3 separate regions of the Homo sapiens genome follow, and all the other regions are linked to region 3. A link is a loop called in an ENCODE intact Hi-C map of the cell type or tissue named here. Cell type or tissue: ascending aorta. All regions are shown on one strand. Links, peaks and the distances in the headings refer to the core of each region. The heading gives the core; the rest is flanking DNA. Region 1 overlaps BCL9L (BCL9 like). Region 2 holds the start of MCAM (melanoma cell adhesion molecule). Region 3 overlaps PHLDB1 (pleckstrin homology like domain family B member 1).

Region 1 (5,427 bases), core at 123-5,122, 290 kb after region 3:
CAGCAGTTTGGGCGGTAGAGGCGGGCGGATCACCTGAGGTCATGAGTTCAAGACCAGCCTGGCCAACATGGTGAAACCCCGTCTCTACTAAAAATACAAAAATTAACTGGGCATGGTGGCGCATGGCTGTAATCCCGCTACTCAGGAGGCTGAGACATGAGAATTGCTTGAACTTAGGAGGTGGAAGTTGCAGTGAGCCGAGATCACACCATTGCACTCTAGCCAGGGCGACAGAGCGAGACTGTCTCAAAAAAATAAATAAATAAATAAAAATAAGAAAGAAAAAACAGTTAGAAAAAGCTGACATACTGGAAACACTCTCAAGACAGACCAGCTGCCCTCAGCACCAAGGGAAGTTTTGTTCCATGGTTAGACACTTGACTGTAAGTCTTAGCGTAGAAAAAAATCTACAACGGGTCTAGGTGAGTGGGTAGACCCATTCGCATGCCAAGAAAAGCAAGTCACAGTTCCTGGCCCGCAGACAGTAAGTACCAGCATTCTCAGTTAATGGGAGACAGATTGCCTGAAGTTGTCTCCATCCAGCCAGGGCAGTGACCACCTTCCCATGGGCCCAGTGTCAGGCTGCCCTCTTTGGAAAAAGTTTCTTCTGCACCTTCTTCTCTGATGGACCCACCCCAAAACGGCCCTGCTCTGGACCCTATCTATCCAATTTTACATAGAAGAGCAGAGCCAGAAATTTGCGGGGGAGCTTGAGAGCTGACCTCAATGTGTGAAGGCTGCTGAGTAGCTCTTGGATACGAGCTATGGGGAGACAGGCAGGGCTTAGTCCAACAAGGAACTTTCTAGTACAATAACAATGATAAAAGCTAACATGTTACATGTATAACCTCATTTACTCCTCATACCAACCCTATGAGATAAATAATACTTTTACAGATGAGGAAACTGAGGCCCTTTCCCAAATTTACAGAAATAACCTGGGTTGCAAACGAAGGCAGCCTGATGGCAGAACTAGTCCTGTCAATGTCTACGTTCTATCGCCCCTCCAGTAAGAACTCTTCAAGAATCTAAGGGCAGGCCGGGCACGGTGGCTTATGCCTGTAATCCTAACACTTTGGGAGGCCGAGGCGGGCGGATCACTTGAGGGCAGGAGTTCAAGACCAGCCTGGCCATAATGGTGAAACTCCATCTCTACTAAAAATACAAAAATTAGCCAGGCGTGGTGACGCATGCCTGTAATCCCAGCTACTTGGGAGGCTGAAGCAGGAGAATTACTTGAACCCAGGAGGTGGAGGTTGCAGTGAGCCGAGATTGTGCCACTGCACTCCAGCCTGGGCAACAGAGTGAGTGAGACTCTGTCTCAAAAAAAAAAAAAAAAAAAAAGAATCAGGCCGGGTGGCTCACGCCTGTAATCCCAGCACTTTGGGGGGCTGAGGCAGGTGTATCACCTGAGGTCAGGAGTTCAGGACCGGTCTGGCCAACATGCTAAAACTCCACCTCTGCTAAAAATACAAAAATTAGCCAGGCGTGGTGGCAGGTGCCTGTAATCCCAGCTACTCGGGAGGCTGAGGCAGGAAAATCGCTTGAACTCAGGAGGCAGAGGTTGCAGTAAGCCGAGTTCGTGCCATTGCACTCCAGCCTGGGCAACAAGAGTGAAACTCCGATTCAAAAATAAATAAATAAATAAATAAATAAAAGAATCTAAGGGTAGTACGACTAAAATAGTCGCCTTGAGTATGGGATGTTAGCAATTTCTACTTTGTATTTCCCTATGTTTGCCAGGCACAGTGGCTCACTCCTGTAATTCCAGCACTTTGGGAGGCCAAGGCATGAGGATCGCTTGAGACCAGGAGTTCAAGATCAGCCTGGGCAACATGGCAAGACTGTCTCTACAAAAATTAGCCAGGTGTGATACATGCCTGAGCCCCAGCTACTTGGGAGTCTGAGATGGGAGGATCACTTGAGCTCAGGAGTTTGAGGTTGCAGTGAGCTGTGATCACACCACTGCACTCCAGCCTGGGTGTCAGAGAGAGACCCTGTCTCTAAACAATAAATAAATAAAACTCACAAAGTTTCTACAATGGTGCAGTCTGATGTGACATAAGTGAACTGGAGGTGGTGGCTATGGGGGGAGGTGTCTGGTCTGGGAAGCAGTAAAGGCTTCTATCATCAAAGGGTTCAGCCAGAGGCTTGGCGACCACCAGGTTAGTCCCACGGGGGAGAGAGAACTGATACAGGATGGTCTGTGAGGTTCCAGCTAGCTGTAGAGGTTTGGTATTTGACCCTCTACACCCCTGTCACAGACATAGTCTGCTCACTCCATAACATTTGCTGACTCTCTCTCCTCCTCTGTAATTGGCATCATGATAACACTGACCTCACAGGGCTGTTGTAAGGATTAAATAAAACAGAGTAGCAAAGTAGCCAATGTACTCTTTTCTTTCTTCTTTCTATGGTCCCTGCCTTCAAGGAGTTCACAATTTAATAGTCTCTGGCTAGTTTCTTTTTCTTCTTTCTTTACTTCTTTCCTTTCTTTCTCTCTCTCTCTCTTTTTAGAGATGGGGTCTCCCTATGTTGGCCAGGCTGTTCTTGAACTCCTGGGCTCAAGCAATTCTCCGGTTTCAGCTCCCCAAATTCTGGGGATTACAGGTGACAGCCACCACACCCAGCCTCTCTGGCTAGTTTCTTATGTCTCTCTCCTCAAAAAGATGTAAACGTAAACTTTGAGGGAAAAAAAATATGTACAAGCTTCCCAGGGGCAGGGGTTACATCTGGCTCTCCCCCATCACTCATGGAAGGACAAGATATAGGCGAATCCATAAAAGAATCAGAGGAGGAGTGGGCATCCCTCCACACCCACTTCTTGTCCTGGTGACACACCCTGGGTACTTGCCAGGAGTCAATTAGAGGTTAGGGAAGGGCACTAGAGACACGGCCAAGTGGCAACTCACACCCAGGCTTAGCAGGGCTTTGCACAGCAGAGCCAACTGCCCGGCTCCCAGTGTCCCTGGACGCTTCACCGCCCTCCCTCCACTAACCAGTAGGTGGCAGCATAGGCCAGGAATTCACAGGTAGAGGTGCAGGTGACGTGACCAAGAAGGAGGCCACTCCACTCTGCCCCACCTAGGGTCCCTAGGGAGAGGGGGTCACTGAGCACCTGGAAGGCAGAGGCGAGGCAGTTGCAGTGTAGGGAGGGACAGAGTCTGAGAGGTAGGATGGGAGAGAAAAATCCAGGACTCCCAGTCCTCACTTCTTTCCCAGGCTCAGTCCTCTCAAGTCCATCCCCCAGGAACATCACGGGCTACAGCACCCTGGCATCGACAGGCACTCACTGTGGGTGGCCCCAATGGGCTTGTCGTCCTCCTCACTGTCCGGTCCAGAGCACCATTCGTCCCCACTGTACGGCTGCTTCCGCTCCAGCACACAGCGCCGCTTACTCCGCGGCGCCACCTCTGCCCAGGCAGGACGGAGGAAAGAGTGAGTGCCTAGAGGCCCCATTATTCTCCCACACCCAGGGTCCCTCCCAGATCCATTCTCTAAGATGCCCCACCCTAGAGGGCACTGCCCAGGCCATGGTGGGCACTTCGCCAGCCCGTGGCCCCCACCACGCCACCATTTGTTTCTGATTTCTCTCTATAGCCCCATGCCTGTCTCCCCTCCCCCCCAACACCAAGTACAGCATAATCCCCAACCACAACTGGTTCTAATTAGGGCTGGAGGGGAGGGGGAGCTGCTGCTACTCTTCCAGGCCCCAGTGCCTGCTCCCAAAGGGCTCCCACCAGCCGGGATACGGAGGCTCCTGGAAGTGTGTGGGTCTGGGGTCTGCTCCTCACTCCATGGCACCTCCCTCTCCCCTTCTGGAGCTCTGGTGGGAAAGCAGGAGGGGAAGGAGTCCAGAAGTCCGACCACTCTGTGTGGCCCCTCCATGGGTGGCATCATGGCCAACCCCAATCCCGAATGATCTGGTTGGTGGGTGTTGAAAGGTACCCATGCAGAAATACTGGAGAAGAACGTGGGATGAGGACTGGACAAGCAGGGAGCAGAGAGGTGATCTCCCAGAACATCTGAGCCTTGGACTATGGGAGATGCTAGGGTCTTAGGGATGAGGAAATGGGGTACCTTTGGCCTCTGAATCCAGGGATGGGGTCCCAGCCTCTCGCTGCTCTCCAGAGTCCACAGACACACTCCGGTCCCTCTTCACCTTGCCCTTGAGCGAGCTGAAAGGGGGCACCCCTGCCTGGGGGTTCTTCAGACTTGAGTTGCTAGGCGAGATCTGGTTGGCCTTGGCCCCATGGTTCCCCGCCCCCACGCCCTTCGAGCCCACGTTGCAGGTGGGTCCTTGGTTCACATTCTGGTGCTGAGATTGGGCCCCGCCATTCCCTGTCTTGCCATGATTGGTCAATTTATTTTCTGGGTGCATTGGCTTGGCTGGGGCAGGGGGGCAATGACCGCGGGGGGACAGCGGCGGGCTCCCTGGAGCTTCTCTCCTCCTGGGGTGGGGTAACCTGGGAGGAGGTGGGAGAAATGTGAAAAGTTAACCTTGCTAGGGGCTAGGCATGCCTGCAACTTAATTACCCCATCCTGCCTCCCCTAACAATGGGGGAGGGTGGGGGGAAGGGGTGGTATCTCAAGACCACCACCAGCTATTCTCTACCTCCCTCCATGGCTTCCTCAGACAAGGGCTGAAGCCCTCATCCACCTTGGGGAGTGGAGATGGGGAAACCCTCCACCCCCTAGCCTCCACAATTTGAATGGAAACCAGGGCCTAGAGTTGGCAGAATTCACCCACCTCAGCCCCAAAACACCCATCAGCCTGCAAGCTTCTGTGGCAACCCTGTCCTCTGTATCAGACTTAAGCATCCTCTCTTCTAAGATCTGCTGTCTTCAGACTCCTTCCAAGGTCTCAAACCTCAACTCCCATATGTCCCAACACCAGCAGAGAAGGGCCACAGGACCTGGGGTCACTGCACATGCCCGGGTCTCATTCCCCAGGGACAGTGGGAAAACGCACACCAGGGAGTGCTACCCACTGGTCCAGACAGCTGGAGGGGAAGGCCTGAGGAGGGGGGCTTGGCAGGCCAGGCCGGCAGGCAGAAGCAGGAGGAAAGGGGGAGGGGAGCGGTGTGTCAAGCAGATGGGGAGTGTAGCTTGAAGCCAAGGATTCCTGCAGCCTAGGCTGCGGGCCCTTTAAGCTCCAGCCCGCTCCCCCCGCCGCCTCCCCCTCCCCGGAGACCTATTAATAGCCGCTGGAAAGATCACATCACGGGAGAGGATATTTATCCCCCCTCATTCCACACCAGCTCAGATTTATTTCAGCTCTGCTGTCCTGCTGCTGCCGCCTGGCCCTGTCTGCCGGCTTCTCCGGGGAGGGGGGAGGGAGGCAGGCACCGCCCCCTACTCCAGCTCCCACCTCCAGCTAGACTGAGGCCAGAGGCGGCCTTCGGACCCCACAGTAGGGTGGGAGGG
Region 2 (5,427 bases), core at 229-5,228, 690 kb after region 3:
AAAAACATTTTCATGTCTGCTCATATCCAAGGATGTGTGCAAAGAATGCTGCAATGATAAAAACGAGCAGCCGTCTAGATGTCCACTAAATGGGGAATGGTGAACTCGACTACCTGCTATGCGTAGTATGGAAAACTTGGCAGTAAGCAAAACGATCAGTTGATCTAAATAGACTGACCCAGAAACATTGTATAAAAGAAATTGTCTAACAATGTATACCATACACCACCACTTAGACCAGGGTTTCTCAGCACTACTGATAATTTTTTTTTTTTTTTTTTCAGACAGAGTTTCACTCTTGTTGCCCAGGCTGGAGTGCAGTGGTACAATCTCGGCTCACCGCAACCTCCACCTCCCTCCCGGCTTCAAGTGATTCTCCTGCCTCAGCCTCCTGAGTAGCTGGGATTACAGACATGCGCCACCACGCCCGGCTACTTTTGTATTTTCAGTAGAGATGGGGTTTCTCCGTGTTGGACAGGCTGGTCTTGAACTCCCGACCTCAGGTGATCCGCCCACCTTGGCCTCCAAAAGTGCTGGGATTACAGGCGTGAGCCCAGCCAGCACTACTGATGTTTTAGGCCACGTTGATTCTTTATTGTGGGGGCTGTCCTGTGCCCTATAGGATGTTAGCAACATCCTTGGTCTCTCTACCTACTAGATGGCAGTAGCACCCCCTCTATGTGTGACAACCAAAAATATCTCCAGACATTGCCAAGTATCTCCTAGGAGGAGGGGGTACAAAATCACCCCTGGTTAAGAATGACTGATTTAGATAATAAAACACAGAAGCCTATATCATTCTAGAAATATTTCTATATATGAGCAAATACATAGAAATAGGCTTGAAAGAACACACCCTGATAGCAGAGATTATTTCTGGGAGGGGGGGTCTCAGGCAAGAAGAAACTTCTAGATTTTTTGTCAGTTTAAATTCTCATGAAAATATTTTCAAGTACCATTTGTATAATTTTTTTAAGTTAAAAGCTTAATGAAAATATAAGGCAGTTCCTGTGTAGTACCATAGGGACAGCTCTTTTTAAGAGATGGGGTCTCGCTCTGTCACCCAGGCCGGAGTGTGGTGGTGCAATCCTAGCTCACTGCAGCCTTCATTTCCTGGGCTCATATGATCCTCCTGCCTCAGCCTCCCAAGTATCTGGGACCACAGGCACACACCACCATGCCTGGCTAATTTTTTTATTTTCTGTAGAGACAGGGTCACCCTATGTTGTCCAAGGTGGTCCTGAACTCCTCACCTCCAGAGATCCTCCTGCCTTGGCCTCCCAAAGCACCGAGATTACAGGTGTGAGCTACCACACCTGGCCCAAGGGTGGCTTTTGGGAGAAAGGGCTACTCACGGTTCTTCTCCTCCTTCAGAGGCCGGCCATTCTTGTACCAGATGACTTGAGGAATGGGGTACCCGTTCCTCCCTACACAGGTAGCGACCTAAAGAGCACAGGGTGTGAGTCTCCCTGCCTCCGAGCCCCCTTCAAGCCCCATCTCAGCGGCTGCGCACCAGCTGCCCAGCCCACCTGCCACACATCTCACCTCCTCAGGCTCCTTACTGTTCACAGGGATGCCCAGGGGGTTGACCTGGATGTTTGGCTCCTCCGGAGCTTCTACAAGAAAATAGAAATGAGGGGGACATCTGGCCACGTCCCACCACCCTCACTACCCTGCTGGCAGACACAGGGTCACGCACTGTAGACGCGGAGCTGGATGCGGTACTCCTGGGACCGAGGGCGCTTGCCCTGGCACAAGAAGATGCGCTCGTCTTGGGGGGTGACTTGAGTCAGGGCCAGAGTAGCCCCTCTGTCCTGGAGGCTGAGCCGCTGCTCGTACTCCCCAGGTTCGCTCTGGCCCTGGCCCTGGCGCACACGGAAGATGAGCGTCCGCTTCTCCTTGTGGACCTAATGGGAGGAGACACAGAGGAGGAGAAGGGTCCTGGGCTACAAGAGGGGCAGAGTCTCCCTCCCCGGGCTGCTCTTGCAGGAGCCCAAGCACTCACAGAAAACCAGTCGACATGGCTGAGGTTGCCTTGGGACTGGGAGAGGCCGCACTTCAGAAGGGCTGTGCTGCCCACTTCCACCTCCACCAGCTCAGGCGCAGGCTGCTCAGCCTCTCCGGGCACACCTGGGGGAGGGAGGCGGGGCCCCCGCAGCTGTGTCAGCTCCGGCTGCTGTCCGCCCCTCCCCTCGCAGCGCTGCTGCAGCTGTTTTTCCTGCCACTCAGAGGGTCTGCAGAGGGCCCTGTCCTCTGAACGCTCTACCCCCACCCCGACCCGCGCCCCACCTGGGCCAGCCCTCTCCCCGTCCAGGAGATCCCAGGTCCTTGGAGCCAAGCAGAGATTGAGCAGAGACTGAGCACCGAACAGCTCCAGCTGAGGCTGGTAGAGGGGCAGAAAGGGGCAACCTAGGCTCGGGGCCAAGAGGAAGGCCCCTTTCCTTCCAGGCCCCCTCCTCTCCGGGTGAGCTCAGAGTGTGGGAATGCAAAGCATGTGCCAGGCTGGGGCACACAGGCCCTTTTGTGTCACCACCGCCAGGGGAAGACACCACTGCTCTATCCTCTGCCCTCCAAAATCCCTGCCCTCACTCCCCAGCGGGCTAACTCTGGCGGAAGTTCCGGTCTCATGCTCCCTCAGCAGCACCTCCATGAACACTCCGCACACACCCGCGGACCCCACCCTAGGTAGCTGGTAAGGATGGAGAGGTCAGAGTCTCCCCCAGGGGTCAGGGCAAGGGCCAGGCAGTGGGCAGGAGTGACGTCAGTGGTGCCAGCGTGCTGCCAGCCCTGTGAGGAGGTGATGTCACTCGACACCATCTGCCTGGGCTCTGGGATGCCTGGGTTGTTACCTTGGCTCTCGGACAAGGAGGGCAGGTGGAAGGTGGGGTCTCCAACCCAGAGCCTCAGACCCCTGACTCCTCCCAGAGCTAGAAGAGCAGGGCAGGGTGGAGCTGGACCGGCTGCAACTGTGGAGCCCGATTTAGCCCTTTCCCCAGAAATAAAGTCAGCCTGGGAGGCAGTAGCCTGGAATACCCCAGGGACATGGTTGGCACTGGGCATGAGGCCAGCGAGCTGGGTATTGCCTAGCCCTCCCCTTCCCCAGCCGGACAGCGGCTGGGACGGCGGAATGGGAGCCAAGAGAAACACGCGACACCGCTGCGGGCCATACAAGGGCAGCGTGGACCCGAGAGCGCCCTGCTACCAGGCGGATCCGGAGAAACGCTCCGAGGTGCCCGGGCGCACTTCCCACCTGAATGTGGTCCCCAAAATAAGCCAGCGGGCGCTTCCAGTATGGGAATCCTCCATCCCTCATCTCTGTCCCCTATGATCCCATCACTCGGGGAGGCGCGAGGCGACCCACACCGCCCCGCAACCCCTGCCAACGCCCAGCTCGGGCGGGAGCCGCCGAACCTCCCGCTCTCGCTCACCTCCAGCCTGGCGTGATGCCCAGGCAGAAGGGGGAAGGGGTGGGTCGGCGCACCCCCTCCAGCGAAGGAAGCTGCCTTTTCCAGCAACAGGCGGGCGCGGAATTCAGGCTTTGAGGATGCGCCCCAGCTGCGCCTCCTGCCCGGCTTCAATTGCGGGCCCCCAGAGTGAGCACCTCAGGGACCACCCACCCCCCAGCACCCCGAAAGGCTGAGCTCCACCCCTTCTCGTTCCCAGAAGCAGCCTCCTCCCCGCCTTCCGAGTGCTGCTCCCGGGATACTCTAGAATCCCGGCTGCAAACTGGCTGCAAAGAAGAGTTGCTCGCGCGCAAGGCGCCCGGGGATCGGGGACCCAGGGAGGAGGCTCGTCCTCCCAGACGCAACGCCCCGACCCCGCCGCGCCGCTGGCTCTGCTCCCTGGCACGCTCCACCGCAGACCCCTAGCCGGGGCGCGGCCCCCCTGCGAGCGAACTCACCCGCGACGCGAGGACAGCAGCAGCAGGCGGCGAGCAAGAAGGCGCAGACCAGCCTGGGAAGCCCCATGCTTCCCGGCCGGAGGGCGAGAGCCAAGTGAGCAGCTCGAGGCTGCCGGGGGCTGACGTCAGGGGGGCGGGGGAGGGGGCCCGGAGCGCCCGGGCCCGCCCCGCCCCGCGCAGCCCCCAGCCCCCGCCCCGCGCGCCGCAGCCCTAGGGGGCGGGCCCCGGCGCCGCCAGCCCGGGAGCTGCGCCTAGGAGCGCTGCCGGAGGTAGGCCAGAGCCGGACTCCCAGGCTCCTGGCTTGGGAAGGCTGAGGGGGTAGTGACAGGTGTCTCGGGGTCTGACTGGCCGAGGTGGCAGCGAGGAGAAGCTGTCCCGGATGCCCGGAGTCGCCCCGGGTCGAAGCCAGCCAGGCTCACCGCTGCTCAGCCCCTGCCAGCCAATGTAGCCCCTAGGGGACCTCCTGGGGGAGGAGCAGTAGCGGACCTGGTCCTCGGTGTCCCCAAGGGGCCTCCCACTTGGGCTCCCCTCCCTTGCCACAGAGAATTCAGGCCGGCCTCTATCGCTTCCCAGAACGATTGCACCACTGCCGCTGCCGCCGGCCTGACACTGCCTCAGCCTCAGTGCTGGCAGCTTTGGGAGAAGAACCCTGCGCCAGTCCCACAGACCCAGAAGTACCTGTATGGGGAGTGCAGACGATGCCTTCTGGGCTGTCCCTTCAAACGCAAGCTCCTGCAAGTCTAGCCTTTGACCAGAGAAAGGAAGGAGGGGGCTGAATTCGCAGGCCCAAGGTGTTCACACTTGTCCAGACCTGGGCCTTGAGAATCATGTTTCTTCCCTCTTCACTCTGGAGCCTACCCTGGAACTCAGTTTCCCCTCACCTAAGAGAAAGAAACAGGGAGAAGAAAGAGTTAATGGGCGAGGGTCCCCAGCCTGACCCTGCAAACCTGTTGCTGTTCCTGATGATTGAAAGGATCCCGGCAGCGCTGATCTTCCCCCACCCCATGTCTTCCCCAGCCCTATTGATTGTGGGTCCATAGCTGAGGGAAGAATCAAATCAGACCTGCTTGGGTGGGGAGCTCTGCAGCTCCCCTTCTCCCAAAACGCCGGCTTCTCCCTGGGTCTTCTGGCCTCTTGAACTAAGGCTCTAGGGAGGGGGAGGTGCTCTTGCCTCACTCTGACCCCAGCAGCCTGGCCTCAGAAAAGGGGTCCACATCTGCTGGCGCGCCTCCACCAGGGAGTGCCAAATAGGGGCCTGGATTTGGGTAGAGGTCTGTTGCCCAGCGGGGCCACCCCTTTGCTCGCTGGGGGAGGTGGAGGGTGAGCCAGCAAACCCTGGAGATGGCCAGGTGACTTGAGAGCATGCTCCGGGGTGGCGTTTTGATGACGCAGAGATGACTGGAAAACCACACCAGGCTTGTCTTTCAGAGCCTTCTCGACCCCTCCTCCAATGCCATTAGTCTCCAGCCAGAGGCTGTGCAGAGCCCAGGCCCACCGGGCCAGGGGCCTGGAGCCTGGAGCCTGCA
Region 3 (5,427 bases), core at 239-5,238:
AGTGTGTTCAAGTGGGCGGCAGGGGTGAACTCAGGACTGATGGTACCAAAATGTCTGTGTGTGTACTCCTATGTGTATATGAGACCCCACTAGTCATATGCCTATCTGTGAGCATATATACAAGACGATCATTTTCCCTACCTTGTTCCCCTAATCTGGCCTTGTAGACGGGACCCTCCTCTTTCAAAAACAAGGGCTACTCTGGGAATAACAAGGAGTGTGCTTTGGCCTTAGATGCATCATTCTGGGCACTGTGCCCAGCCATAGGCAACTTGGAGAGACACACTTCATGACAAGCAGAGATGGCAGTGACAGGCTCTTCCAGCAGGAATATGCCTGGGCCAGGGGAAAGGGGAGGCAGGCAGAAAACAGATGCCAACCTTTAGCACAGAGCTATGAACATAGGAGCATGAAGTGAGGGAGCCAGGAAGGTCCTGATTCCACCCCCTGTACCCAGGCATCTCGGCACATCCCACATTGCCCTCTTCTCTACAGAGCAAGGGGTGGAGCTGGGAATAGGACCAAGGGAATGAGGAGGAATCTCAATCTGGGTCTAGGCTGCCCCACCCTGGGACCACAGCGCCAGACCACATGAAAGATCTGGGAGGGAACCAAGCAGGGGAGGACCCAGAAAGCCACCAGCTCAGGGCCCAGGCTGTCTAGACAGTAGGTCCCCATCCACTCCTAGCATTTCCTCCGAGCCCTGGTCTCCAGTCTCCTTCATTCCCTAAGCCTCTCACTGGTGGGTAGGGGCTTGTGTGAGGGCCAGCAGAGGAGTGTGGCTGGGGAGCCGGATCTCTGGGTTATCCAGCTGCCTCTCTCTGGGATCTAGGACATTCAGCCTCTTTTTTTTCCCACCCAGTTATTCCATCTGTAAATTGGGAGTGAAGCCTTCAACCTTTTTCTGTTATGAGACTGATAACGATCTTGACTAATAAAGCTCAAAAGAAGGAGGGCAGAGCAAGGCTCCCAGCTTCCCACTTCTTTGTGTCTGCCTCCTGCCCTATTTCTCATTGGCGGGCATCCTCTGTGTCTGCCTAGGTCTATCCAGCTGGCCCTCACAGTTTCCAGACCGATGAATCACTCTTCCTGAGGAGATTTTTTTTAAAGCCTCCCTTCATTTTGCATTTGACCCTATATGGTTCTTCCTTTTTCCTCAGAAGGGAATAAGATACGTGTGCACATGTGAGCGTGTGCATGTGTATGCATATAGTTGGCAGCATGGGTGAGTGGGCTAGTGGGCTGTTTAGCAAGAATGGAAAACTTGCCTGATTATTCATCTAAGAGGTTGATTTTATTTCAGAGTTTCTCCAGGGACTAAGTGAAAGGAAAGCTATGCCTGGGTGAGTGTGTAACTAAAAGGAGTTGTCTGGGGGATGTGTGCATGAGAATAAAGGTGTGTGAGAGACAGTGTGTTTAATGAGGGTGTCTGTGTGACTCAGAGCATGCAGAGATGAAGTAGTGTCAGTGTGACTGAGCAAGTGTTGGTGTGTATCTGAGAGACACTGTGTCAGGCTGTGTGAGCTGCTGAGAGCATAAAACATTGTGTCCCGTAAGGCTCTGGTGTGCAGGGGCCAGGTCCCTGGAACAAGAGGAACTCTCTGGGGGACCTGGCTGGATGGTAGGTATTAATACCTGACTGGGCCGGGTGCAGTGGCTCACGCCTGTAATCCCAACACTTTGGGAGGCCGAGGCGGGCAGATCACCTGAGGTCGGGAGTTCGAGACCAGCCTGACCAACATGGAGAAACCCCATCTCTACTAAAAATACAAAATTTGCTGGGTGTGTGGTGGCGCATGCCTGTAGTCCCAGCTATGGGAGGCTGAGGCAGGAGAATCGCTTGAACCCCGGAGGCGGAGGTTGCAGTGAGCCGAGATCGCACCATTGCACTCCAGCCTGGGCAACAAGAATGAAACTCCATCTCAAAAAAACAGAACAAAACAAAACAAAACACCTGCCTGACTCAGAATCTCAGCCTGACTTTGCGGGCTCCAGATATCTGTTTCCCAAGTAGGATGGGTACCTTATTGGGGTCGGAGGGCTCTTTGCTGGGTCTAGCACAACTGGATGTTGTGGCTGGGGTGCGGGCTGGCTCCCAGGGGCCCAGGAAGTGGGCTGGCCGGAAAGGGCAGTGCCTTGGTCCACTCTGGGTCATGAGTTGAGCTATGGGGAGTGGGGCCGGAAGAGGAGGTGTTTAGGGTGGAGACAGGAGGTGGGCTGAGTGCTTGCATTGTACAGAGCACTGCTTTGGCCTGAACTCCCAGCCCAGGGTGACCTTGTTACAGTGGCAGCCTGAGGGCCAGAGCAGGACCCAGTGACCTAGCTGGATCCTGTAGAGCCCCTGCTCTTTTCCTCTCCCTCTCTCTCTCAGATATGGACCCATGGAATGTCAGAGTTGACTTTCTGTAGATAAGGAAGCCGAGGCCAGAGGGTGTGACTGGCCCAAGGTACTACAGCCAGTCAGGGCCGGCCAGCCCAGCTGCCACTGACCTCTTACCACAGGGGGCTGGGAATGAGACCTGTCCTTTGCTTGGCCTCACTCCTGCCTCCTGGCTCTTCACTCTGGCCTCTGTACTTACCTCTCACCTTTCCTTCACTCAGTCACCTCCCTTGAACCTTTCCTTCCCGCCCACTTTTCTTCCTGCCCTCGATGCAGGATCCCAAGCCGGCTCCCTTTCTGCATCCTCCCGCCCCGCCCTCTCCATCCAGCTCTCCACTCGTCTCCTCCATCACTTCCTCTTCCCCTCCTCCTCTCCTTTGTCCCTCCCTCCCTGGCTCCCTTCCCCCGCCGCTGGTGGCCGGCCCGCCCCTCCCCGGGCATTGGCGGCTGCTCGCTGCCTCGCTGCTCGCTCCGAGCCTAGAGCCGGCAGCTCGGGAGGTCGGCCCGCCCCCTCAAAGGCTCCGGGCGGGCCCGGGACCTGGAGGGCCCGAGCTAGCGGGGGCGAGCGGTCCGGAGGTCCGGTTTCGGCGGTGAGTCCTCAGCCCCGGGCCAGCCACAGTCCCCAAGCAGCCAAGCTTGGAGAAGCTCAGACTGGGAGGGGCGTCTTGAGGAGGGTGGGCGGGAGGAGGTGCATGGGGTCCTCTGACCTTCTTTGGGAGCTTGAGGCTGAGAGACTCGATTGTGTGTGTTCCCTGAACATTTCTAAATGGGGATTCTGGGCTTGGGGGCACTTCTCAGCCGGTAGACCTTATCTTCTCCAGCGCTCCGGCAGTCCCCTCCTTAGGACCCACCTCCCTCAGATGGGGTTAAAGAGTCCTGGTTAGAATGAGGGGAGTCTACCTTATGGCCAAGGAGGGTCTCTGATAGGAAGGACCAAGGCCCTTCCTCCCATATTCCCTTCACTCGGTCTCCCTTTGGACAATCCATTCTATTTGTGTGACCAGGAGGGCAGTGACAGTAGCTCTGAGAGTGTGTGAGCATGTACGCCCATAAGTCTGTTGTGTTACTATGAGTGTGTATGAGTGTGAGCCTGTTTGTGTTGGTGTTTCTCCTCTGCATCTCTCACAGATAGGATTCACCCTCTCCTTCGCCCAGTTTTTCCCCTCCAGATGTGCAGCTCCTCCACCCACCTGCACACAGCTGGACCCTGATCCCCCCTGGGCATGGGGGACACTGATCATGACTTTGGCAGGATGGGCAGGGATTCCTGGGCTCCCTGAAAGGGCTGGCCTTTGCGGGTTGGGGTGGGAGTGGGCAGAGAGGAGGCTTCTTCCCAGAAACAGGCTGGCCAGACCCCTGGGGGCTGTAGGGGCCAGCATCAGGGCAATGCCTGAAGCTTCTGCATGCAAATAGAAAGTTAATTTGGGCAGGAGCTGGGCTGCTCTCAGTCCTGCTGCCCTCCTGCCCGCTCTATTAATACGGATCCAGCTCTGCTGCCTGGCATCACTATTTATAGCCCAGAGGCAGCATGGCCACACCCCCTTATGCCGGGGAGGGTGAAGGGCTGAGGAGGGGGCAGAAAACACACAGCTATAGGGGCCCAGGCAGAGGATCCCTAGATGCCTACATCCTACTTGGGTGGGCCTGGGACTGCTGGGCTGGAATCCACTCAGACTCCCTGCCTCCTTCCCAGCCTGGACTGTGTGGTCAGGCTCCTGATCCCTACCACCCACGACCCTGGGTTGAGTGGCTCTGTCTAGACCCTGTGAACTCATCACCAGTAGGCTTGTTAAATGGCTAAATGGAGGGGGAGGGGCTTGACAGGGCTCTTTCTGAAACAGCTGTGGTTGTAATTAGGTGGACAGTGTGGTTGGCTATTATTTATTCCAGTTTTGAATACTCTGGGATCCTCTTCTCTGATTGGTGACTTGGCAGGGAAGGCTCCCTCTCTCTCCTTTAGAATTGTTGGTGTCTGGCTGCCTGGGAGGGCCTTTGTGTATGCCAGGATAGTGAGTGGCTTTATCCACTATGGTTATCTGCCATGGGCTTCTCAGCCTACTAAACCCCCAACCCAAGCAATGCCCAGGATCCCAGGAACAGGCTCCTGAGCTTCTCAGTAAGGGACCTGCCAAGGTACTCACGTGGCCTGGGATGCCTCTTGCCCTTGCGGCCTGCCTGAGCTGAACTGTCTCAGCGTCCAGGAATGTAGACTTCTCTGCCAGTCTTAGCTCAGACTGGCGTGAAGCTTGGGGTGCCAAGTGGCACCAGATTGGGTAGACAGGAGGCTGAGGCCGGGGGCCAGGGGTGTGGACAAATTGGAAGGATTGGTGGTAGAGAGCAACAGGGCTCTGGCTTCTCCCAACATAGTATCTTCTGCAGTAGCCCTCCAGCACCTGGTGTGGCTGGGAGGTGGAGTTCTGCTAGCTACAGTTAGGCGCCTGTGGGCACATCTGCCACTGTGCACACTCCAGGTGCCCCTGGCTACATTTTCCAGCTCCCACATGCCCTCCCCCTCCAGGTACTCACACTTCCCGGGCAGGACTGGGCTTGTGTCTACTGCCTGGGAATGTGCTTGGCTGAGGCCGGGCCTGGTGGCCTAGTCTTGGCCTGATGCCAGGGGAGACCAGGGAGCATGCAGAGGGTGCTTAGTCAGAAAGAAAGGTGGTGGTCGCTCCCTAGACTTGCAGTGCACAGCTCTCCTAAGGTCACAAAACAAGAAAGAGTGGGAGCAAATTCAGGACCCCCCCGGTTCATCTGACTGATCCATGGTTTTTCCCCTTGTTCCCTATCTCAGTTTTTTTTTGTGACCCTGGAAGTTGCTGCCTCTCAGACTGACTCTTCTACCCTTCTACCCAAGGGGCAGATAGATGGATCATGGATACAGGCTGGGGTTGGGGGACAGGTGTGTCTGTGTTCTCTGAACATTTGTGTGTGTGTGTGTGTGTGTGTGTGTGTGTGTGTGTGTGTGTGAGACGGAGTTTCGCTCTGTTGCCCAGGCTGGAGTGCAGTGGTGTGATCTCGGCTCACTGCAGCCTCTGCCTCCTGGA

What was found. A loop is a pair of places that touch in the nucleus more often than their neighbours do. Peaks named below come from ENCODE experiments on the same cell type or tissue, not always from the same donor. Only the 100,000 strongest peaks of a DNase experiment are listed, where the experiment ranks them.
Region 1: it touches region 3 in a loop (2.1-fold over the local background); 4 of 110 quality-filtered maps call a loop at or near these places.
Region 2: a loop joins it to region 3, with 3 times the contacts of the local background. A loop is called at or near these places in 2 of 110 quality-filtered maps.

Annotation. Positions count from the first base shown.
Region 1 is chr11:118,904,190-118,909,616 of GRCh38, forward strand. BCL9L (BCL9 like) reads right to left here. Exons shown (of 10, transcript NM_001378213.1): 4 at 4,081-4,466; 5 at 3,294-3,413. Among named protein-coding and RNA genes, the nearest start is that of MIR4492, 3.8 kb to the right of the region's middle. RefSeq lists enhancers at 3,274-3,343, 5,072-5,427. In ascending aorta, for the core only: CTCF peaks have their summits at 2,990 (motif pointing right) and 3,202; a DNase peak (open chromatin) is centred at 3,002; H3K4me3 peaks cover 1,153 bases; H3K27ac peaks cover 5,000 bases.
Region 2 is chr11:119,313,134-119,318,560 of GRCh38, forward strand. It overlaps MCAM (melanoma cell adhesion molecule), which reads right to left and starts at 3,997. Exons shown (of 16, transcript NM_006500.3): 1 at 3,902-3,997; 2 at 2,006-2,130; 3 at 1,700-1,907; 4 at 1,546-1,616; 5 at 1,356-1,443. The coding sequence starts at 3,968. RefSeq lists an enhancer at 1,988-2,683 and a silencer at 4,276-4,335. In ascending aorta, for the core only: a CTCF peak has its summit at 2,533; DNase peaks (open chromatin) are centred at 2,638, 3,088, 3,928 and 4,348; H3K4me3 peaks cover 5,000 bases; H3K27ac peaks cover 5,000 bases.
Region 3 is chr11:118,618,569-118,623,995 of GRCh38, forward strand. All of the region lies in intron 4 of PHLDB1 (pleckstrin homology like domain family B member 1), which reads left to right. Among named protein-coding and RNA genes, the nearest start is that of PHLDB1, 14 kb to the left of the region's middle. RefSeq lists a silencer at 2,779-2,868. In ascending aorta, for the core only: no CTCF peak of the experiment used is centred there; DNase peaks (open chromatin) are centred at 503, 1,033, 2,703, 4,573 and 1 weaker place; H3K4me3 peaks cover 4,297 bases; H3K27ac peaks cover 4,994 bases.